Regions from separate parts of the Homo sapiens genome. Here region 1 is linked to region 2. The links are chromatin contacts, found by Hi-C or POLR2A ChIA-PET in ENCODE. All regions are on one chromosome and are shown on one strand. Each heading gives the region's core, a stretch centred on a gene start or an enhancer-like site at or near the end of the contact. The rest is flanking DNA. Distances are from core to core; before and after follow the strand shown. Region 1 holds the start of LINC00652 (long intergenic non-protein coding RNA 652). Region 2 holds the start of SMIM26 (small integral membrane protein 26).

Evidence for each region. A loop is a pair of places that touch in the nucleus more often than their neighbours do. ChIA-PET counts read pairs that join two places held with the same protein, here RNA polymerase II (POLR2A). Pooled maps may share reads with other maps.
Region 1: a loop to region 2 is called in a map of B cell, with 27 times the contacts of the local background. The contact joins the promoter of LINC00652 here to the promoter of SMIM26 in region 2. A Hi-C loop is called at or near these places in 14 of 168 maps with a recorded cell type or tissue (B cell, CD14-positive monocyte, CD4-positive, alpha-beta T cell and 7 more), 10 of 37 single-sample maps with no recorded cell type and 28 of 50 pooled maps. POLR2A ChIA-PET finds 5 or more read pairs at or near these places in 3 of 52 experiments (CD4-positive, alpha-beta T cell, CD4-positive, alpha-beta memory T cell and activated CD4-positive, alpha-beta T cell).

Annotation. Positions count from the first base shown.
Region 1 is chr20:18,792,656-18,796,617 of GRCh38, reverse strand. LINC00652 (long intergenic non-protein coding RNA 652) reads left to right here and starts at 2,034. Exons shown (of 4, transcript NR_026883.1): 1 at 2,034-2,450; 2 at 2,815-2,953. It overlaps LCDR (lysosome cell death regulator), which reads right to left and starts at 2,569. Exons shown (of 1, transcript NR_026885.1): 1 at 553-2,569. RefSeq lists an enhancer at 2,354-2,893.
Region 2 is chr20:18,565,232-18,569,253 of GRCh38, reverse strand. SMIM26 (small integral membrane protein 26) reads right to left here and starts at 1,822. Exons shown (of 2, transcript NM_001348957.2): 1 at 1,658-1,822; 2 at 1-18. The coding sequence starts at 1,775. RefSeq lists a silencer at 1,689-1,971 and an enhancer at 2,035-2,134.

The sequences.
Region 1 (3,962 bases), core at 785-3,284, 230 kb before region 2:
TGGTCTCCTCTGGGCCCACTTAAATCTGGCAGTTATCTGACTTATCATCAGCTGTGGCAATAGTGGTGCTTGGACCATGTGACACTCATTCTCCCCAGGCTAACCAAGGCACACTGTCATCATGAAAGCAGAGATATGAGCAAACAATCCCAACTCCCCAGTGCTCTTCAAACCTTTGCTTGCACCTATTGGCCAAAGAACATCACATGGGAAATCCTAGTGTCATAGTGAGAGGCCACTACCAGGCTACATGGCAAAGGGTAGGTGTAAAGAGTCGGGACCAATAATGCAATTAATTGACCACACCCACAGGACAGTGTCAAGCCTTGGAAACCTTTCTTTCTTTCAAAAAAAAAAAAAAAAATCACCGAACTGTACCAAACTCATGTGCGAATATATTTTTTACATCCCAGTAACTCATTTGAGACTTTTAAACACATAGAACAAAGATCATGCCCTCCCTTCCTTCCCAGATATCATCACTGCAGGAATCTGGCCCATATAAAAGCATTCCTATTTTAGGACAAAACTAAACAAAGGCCCAAAGACATATGAATATCTAAAATTGAAAAAGTTTATTTATCTTTGAATATATCACAAGTATACTCAACTGGCAATATTTTTTTTAATTAGGTAAAATGTACAAGGTGTATCTTCCCACAAATTAATGAAACTGATTTTGAACAAACAAAATTGACACACAGATACATTTTCTAAGTGATGCACTTTTCCAATGATGTCAGCATTACTCAAAACATTTTTTAGAATATAAACATATAATTGATTTTATAATTGCTGTCAGAAACAAAGGCACATTCTTTTACTGTCCCAGAACATTCAAGATGCTTTCAATTTATTACAAGTACCAAAAGCAGCCACAACTCAAATGGCTCAAGCAGTTAAAGGAATTATTCTTTCCCATAAAAGCGGTCCTGAGGTAGGGCTACAGTGGCTGAACTTCTGCTATGATAAGTATTCAGGGGTTTCCCAGGACACAGCATCAATGCTAAAACTGGCAAAATCCCAATGGACTGATCCCTTCAATGGATGACAGGACCCTCTATGGCTGAAAGACTCTAAAGTTCTTAGTTCTTAGCTGTGACAGGACAGAGAACCGACATGTCCCACCTGCAGCCACACCCATCCCCTTATTATTACTAGATCTTATCAAAAGCTGACTTGAAGAGGAAAAAAGGCCAAAAGACTTCTTTTCTTCACCTAACCGCCGATGCCCTCCTTTTGGTTTTATGGTTCCAACCTGACAGCTACTCTGGGCTACAAAGAGCCCCTTCTTGACAGATGACTGCCAGCTGCAGGCTAGATCAGACTGGTCTCTGGAGATTGCACAGATCGTGAACTTGTGCCCTATGTTTCACCTTTTTGCATTTACAGCCTAATTATAATACATTTAAATGTTAAATCTTCACCCCAGAGTGAACACAGGTCATCCGCTTTTGGATATTCTTCATATGTAAGCCCAGTGCGTGTCTCTAACGAGTTTCCTCCATGAATTTTCATAGGCTTCTCCTGTATGCTACAGAATACGTATATCCTACCTCTCCACCTAGCATAAATACCTACCTTTTCTCCTTCAAAGTATGCTTTATGGCCTCAGGTAGAGGCCTGCTTCCTGCCTGCAAGTTGTAACCTCTTAGAAATAGTTATATTTTGTTTATTTTGATTCTTTTCAGTCGACACATGCAAACAGGAACGAGTTGGCTACTTGAGGGTTGGTTCCTTGTGCATCTCAGTGAGTCTTGAAAAACCCCAGATCCGTCCTTCCTTCCTGCCGCATGTCATCCTAAGGCCAGTGTCTGTCAGGGAGGCAAGGCAGCAGCAGTACTTTTGGGAAACATCCAGAATAACATTAAAAAGCCCCTTTTTCCCCACACGTGTCTTTTATCCAGAGGGTCTGTTTTCCACAAGTTCTTCAGTGATTTCTCCCCAGTCTCATTGGCTGGGATTGGCTTTCACGCCTCTTAACAGGATTGACCATGGTTCATCAAGGGTCAACTTGAAAGCTGAACCCTGCCAACTTTCCCTGAATCTCCTGACTATGGTGGAGGAGTGTGGATCCTGGAACTAAACTGAGGTGATAGGGAGGAAAAGAGAGAAATCAACAGTAAACGCTGCACATCCTCTGTCTGGTAAATGTGCATCACTGATTGTATCCAATCTAGATTCAACCAGAGAGACGGAAGCATTAAGAATGACATAGAATATGGAATTTGCTATAGGGATTTGAGCTTCTACATTTGCGGGAAGGAGCGAGTTGAACACTTAGGAACAGCTGTTGCTGCCGTGTCTGGTGGGGGGCCTGAGAGTGGCAGGACAAGCAGCCTGCCCCAGAAGTGGAAGAAACTGAAAGTGGAGTCCTGAGAGCTGAATCTGCCGCAGGCCCGCGGGCCGCCCGGGAATTAGGAAAGTTAGAGGGGATCCACGCCCACAAGGTAAGCCAGCAGATGGGGACAATTCCCCGGGCTGCGACAGTCCCTAATGTCGGGCACCTACCTTTCAAGCCTACGAGACGACAACACTGCGTCACTTCCGCCTCACGAAGCCCGCATCAGGTCACGTGGCGTGTGCTAACCCCGGAAACCTACAGGCAAGGAATTCTGGGAAACGTAGTTCCCGCTTAGCTAGGTTGACATGGTACAAAGCCACATTACCACGCTAAGTGTGGCTTTGATTTTTAGAAACCGCCTCATGCTAAGTCTAGGGAATACAGTGGTTGAATGGGGTGAGCGCTGACCTTTAGCTATTCTGGAGGAACATGTCACTTTCACTTATTTTCTTTCATGTTTTCCCACCCAGTGCTATGGACTCTGATCGCCCAACCAGAGCAAACCCAGAAGGACAACTCTCCAAGCCTTTCAATCACTCCCACTAACCCGTATTGTGGACACACTATTGTGAGGCCTACTAAGGATGTACTGCTGATGACCTTTTGAAGGTAAGTCAAATGCAGTTAATCCTAAGAGGTTGGTTAGCCCCCTGCATCTTACTGAACACAGTAAATCAAAAGCGCTGTGCCCTTGAGACAAATATGATAAATTCCCTCTGCAGTTTTGAAATGTTTATCAATGCTAAACAAGGTAGGGGGATGTGGGGAGCATGAAAACAGAAAGACAAGGTCTGACAGACACATGGGAGAGATGTCTGTTTCAGAGGCTTAGTTCAAGTGGTTACTGTATTTAGGCTATTTAATTTAAAGGTGGTTACTGTATTTACATACACATCAGAGAAGTCCAAAATTTTAAAGTAAAGATCAGTTTGCAAAGATCTTGTCAAATTATTCGTTTTAAAATGAGGACCCTTATAACAACACAGGTACTTGAAAATATTTTGCTAATGAAAGAAGCTGGACACAAAAGATTACACCATGTACAATTTCATTTATATGAAGTTCTAAAACAGGCAAAACTAATCTATGGTGGGAAAAAAATCAGAATAGAGTTCACCTTGGGAGTTGGGGGTAGACTTAACTGGAAAGGGGCCTAAGGACACCTTCAGGGATAATGAGTGTATGCATTTGTCAAAATTCACCATAGGGGTGAAGAGCACTGATGTCTGCCACTTATTTGAAAAGCATCAAAAAATAAGATGGATTGATGGATGTATACAAGCGTAGGTAGACATATACATAAAACAAATACAGCAGAATATTAATTGCAGAATCTATGTGGCGAGTATATAGTTCAGCCCAGGTCTGAGTCATAGACAGATGGATGTCATAGATAGATAGTCATAGATAGATACCGAAATACTGATTGGGGAAGAGATAGTAAAGAAGTCATGGGAAAAGGATACAAAAAAAGAGAGAAAAGTGGCCGGGCACAGTGGCTCATGCCTGTAATCCCAGCACTTTGGAAGGCCAAGGTGGGCGGATCAGGAGGTCAGGAGAACGAGACCATCCTGGCTAACACGGTGAAACCCCGTCTCTACTAAAAAAAAAGAAAAAA
Region 2 (4,022 bases), core at 573-3,072:
AGCCATCCTTTTGGTCTACTTTATCACCATTAAGAGAAAAAAAAAAAAAGAACACCTGAATTATTAACTTAGAAAGCAGTCATTAAAGTCTTAGAAATTAACTAAGGTAAGAATTACATCCACTCTCTCCAACCCCAATAATGAAGGAAGGAATGAAAAGGAAGGGAAAAGAAAAGCTGGGTGCGGTGGCTCACGCCTGTAATCCCAATCTCACTTTGTGGGGGCCGAGGCAGGTGGACCACCTGAGGTCAGGTGTTTGAGACCAGCCTCGCCAACGTAGTGAAACCCCATCTCTACTAAAAATACAAAAATTAGCTGGGCGTGGTGGCATGGGCCTATAACCCCAGCTACTGGGGAGGATGAGGCAGGAGGACTGCTTGAGTTGGGAGATGGAGGTTACAGTGAGCCAAGATAGCGCCAGTGCACTCCAGCCTGGGCGACAGAGCTAGACTCTGTCTCAAAAAAAAAATAAAACAATTCGCCGGGCAGCAGTGGCCTGCGCCTGCAATCCCAGCTACTCGGGAGGCTGAGGCAGGAGAATCACTTGAGCCCGGAGACGCAGGTTGTGGTGAGCCGAGATCATGCCACTGCACTCAAGCCTGGGCGACAGGGTGAGACCTTGTCAAAAAGAAAAAAAAAAAGAACGAAAGAAAGAAAACATAAATATGGACATTAAAATATTTTTACTTTATATATAAATGTAAAGTATTTTTACCATATATTACATATAAAGTAAATATAAAATATTATATATAAAAATTTCTTTTTCTTTTGGTAGAGATGGGGGTCTCCCCATGTTGCCCAGGCTGGTCCCGAACCCCTGGGCTCAAGCAATCTCCCACCTCGGCCTCCCAAAGTTATGGGATTACAGGCGTGAGCCACTGCACCCGGCCAAAATGTTTTTAAATGCTTAATGCTGGACACATGTACTTTCAGGCCACTGACAGCTTCATCACCAAATGTAATCTTCAGCATAGTTTTTACACAACAACTTTACTGAGATATAATTAACATATACGATTAACCCACTTAAAATATACAATTTAATGTTTTTAGTATATTCAGATTTGTGCAACCAGCACCACAATCAATTTAAAAATACTTTCATCCACAAAAGGAATCCATACCTTTGGCAGTCATTCCCCAACTCCCCAACCCCTCAGCCCCTAGCAACCACACTAATCAACTTAATGTCTCTACAGATTTCCAGCATATTTTTCAAAGCTGAGAGACTTTTCTCCCTTTGCGCTTAGTAACTGGAAGATTTTAATACGCCTTGGCTGCTAAAAGTACTGAAATTGCTCGCCATATACGATGAGGGACAGTAGTACTGAAGCATCACTCTTTAAAAATCACCGGCCAGAGTCTCTGAAAGTCCACCTTGCACTTTACACAGATTCCTCCAATTCTGAATATGGGGACGGCCCTATCCAGTAAATGATTCAGATTTAGGAAACAATATTTACAAGGTATTAATAATTCCTGGAGTCTAGTTCTTTGCAGATTCCATTATAACAAACGGCTGTTAGCACCCGTTTCAATTAGTTTTGCAGAATAAACCTGGGATTTAAAGGACAGGGAAGTTGTTTCCATGACCCCCGGGGAACTCTCATCGAAGGCCGTGTGTTCCGGGGCAGGCCCCGCCGAAGAGCCCTACCTGACGACTTCGCCATTGTCCGGCTATAGTAAAGCAGTGAGCCCAACACAGACCAGGTGCCGATCCCGTAGACCACCGACATCCGCCGGTACCAGGCCGTGAACTCATTTCGATACATGGGTACGCCAGCGAGTGCCTCGATTCTCGCAGGCCCACGGCAGAGGCGGGACTTCCGGTGAGGGCGTCGCTGCGGTCCCTGCCGCCGGAACCATTAAGGAGCCGCCAGTTTTCAGCGTCCGCTTCCGGCTCTGCCCCGATGCACCTTGGGGCCTCTGGCCCGGAAAGTCGCTCAGGTGTCCGGACTTTCGGGTGTAGAACTGTGGGCGTGCGATACTTTTTACCACGTGACGAGGACTAAATGACAACTTAGAGGAGAAGCTTCTCACTTGCAAAATTGTAATGCCTTCGTGGGCTCCAGACGGTATCCGAAAAGGTTACTTCCAATTCCTCTTCCAGTTTTCAGATTTGCAGGGATACCGCTTGTCTCTCCCCGCAACTCTTCTTTTCCTCCATTTTTCTTTCCGGAACTCTGGGTGAACTTTAAATACTTCCAGGCCAAAGCTAATCCCTCCACTAGGCTCTGGGTACTATTTTTTCCAGCCTCAGTGGCCTTTCCCCTCATTGACACCCTAAGTCCTCCCCCATCTTCATTATTGACGTTTATCCTTCATACAAACGTGCCCATGTCTCAAAAACAAAAAATCTCCTTCGACTCCGACCACCTCCAGCTTTTGTCTTATGCATACATTTTTTAAAGCAAGATGCCCTCAATAGACTGAACAACTTAAGAGCAAGTGTGATGTGCTTGGCACAAGGTAGGCCCGGTAAATTAACGTTAAGTACTTTTCAGCCACACTCAAACTTGGTTTCGAAAGCATTTGCCACCACTGACCCCACCTGCACCTTTCATGGCTTCAGAAACATCATTTTCCCTGGTATCCTTCAGGGTTCTTTTCACCTTGCCCACCCTTTAAAAACTGATGTTCTGCCCTACAGAAATAGATAAAAAACTTAACTCTGAATGGATCGCTGACTTAAATGTAAAAGCTAAAACTATTTAATATAAGCCTAGAAAAAAACCAGGAGAATATGTTTGCCATCTTGGAATAAGCACAGAATTCTTAGAATAAAAAAGGCATCCCAAGCGGGGTGGCTCATGCCTGTAACCCCAGCACTTTGGGAGGTAGAGCAGGGAGGATTGCTTGAACCCAAGAGTTCCAGACCAGCAAGGCCAACATAGTGAGACCCCATCTCATTTTATATATATATGCATAAAGCGAAAATGGATAAATAGGGCTTTTAAAAAAAAATTAAAATTTTTGCTCTTTGAAGGTCACAGTTGAGAAAATGAAAAGCCAAGCCACAGAATAAAATATTCATAATAACATATATCTAACAAAAGGACTTGGATCCAGAATATATGAGGACGCTTTACAACTCAGTTATAAAAATACAGCCCAACTAAAAACCAGGCAATAAATTTGAATAGAACGAAAGAAGATATACAAATGACCAATAAGCACAGTAGCATCATTAGTCATCACAGAAATGGACATTAAAAGAATACAATAAGAGACCATTACACACCTACTAGAATGGCTAAAATCAGATTGAGAATGCCAAGAGCTGTAAGGATTTGGAATAATTGGAACTGTTATTGATGGGAACATAAAATGTTACAATCTCTTTGCAAAACTTAGTTTTTAAAAAGTTGAACATATGCCTACCATATAACCCAGGCATTCCGTTTCTAGTTATCCATGAGAAATGAAAACCTGTGTCTGCACACAGCCATGTACATGAATGTTCATAGTTTTATTCTTAATAGGAAAAAATAGAAACCACCCCCAATACCCATCGAGTAAATGGCTAAACAAAACGTGGGATACCACTTACAAATAAAAAGGAACTACTGGCTGGGTACGGGTGGCTCACACCTGTAATCCCAGCACTTTGGGAGGCCAAGATGGGTGGGTCACCTCAAGTCAGGAGATCGAGACCAGCCTGGCCAACATGGTGAAACCTCGTCTCCACTAAAAATACAAAAATTAGCCGGGCATGGTGGCGGGCGCCTGTAATCCCAGCTATTCCAGAGGCTGAGACAGGAGAATTACTTGAATCCAGGAGGCGGAGGTTGTGGTGAGCCGAGATTACACCACTGCACTCCAGCCTGGGTGACAGAGTGAGACTCCTTCTCAAAAAAAAAAAAAAAAAAAAAAAAAAAGAACTACTGATAAATACAACCATACGATGAATCTCAAAATGGATTATGCTAAGTGAAAAAGCAAGCTAGACACCAAAGAAACCAGTCACGAAATTCTAGAAGCAAACTCCAGTGGGAGAAAGCTGATGAGTAGTTGTCTGC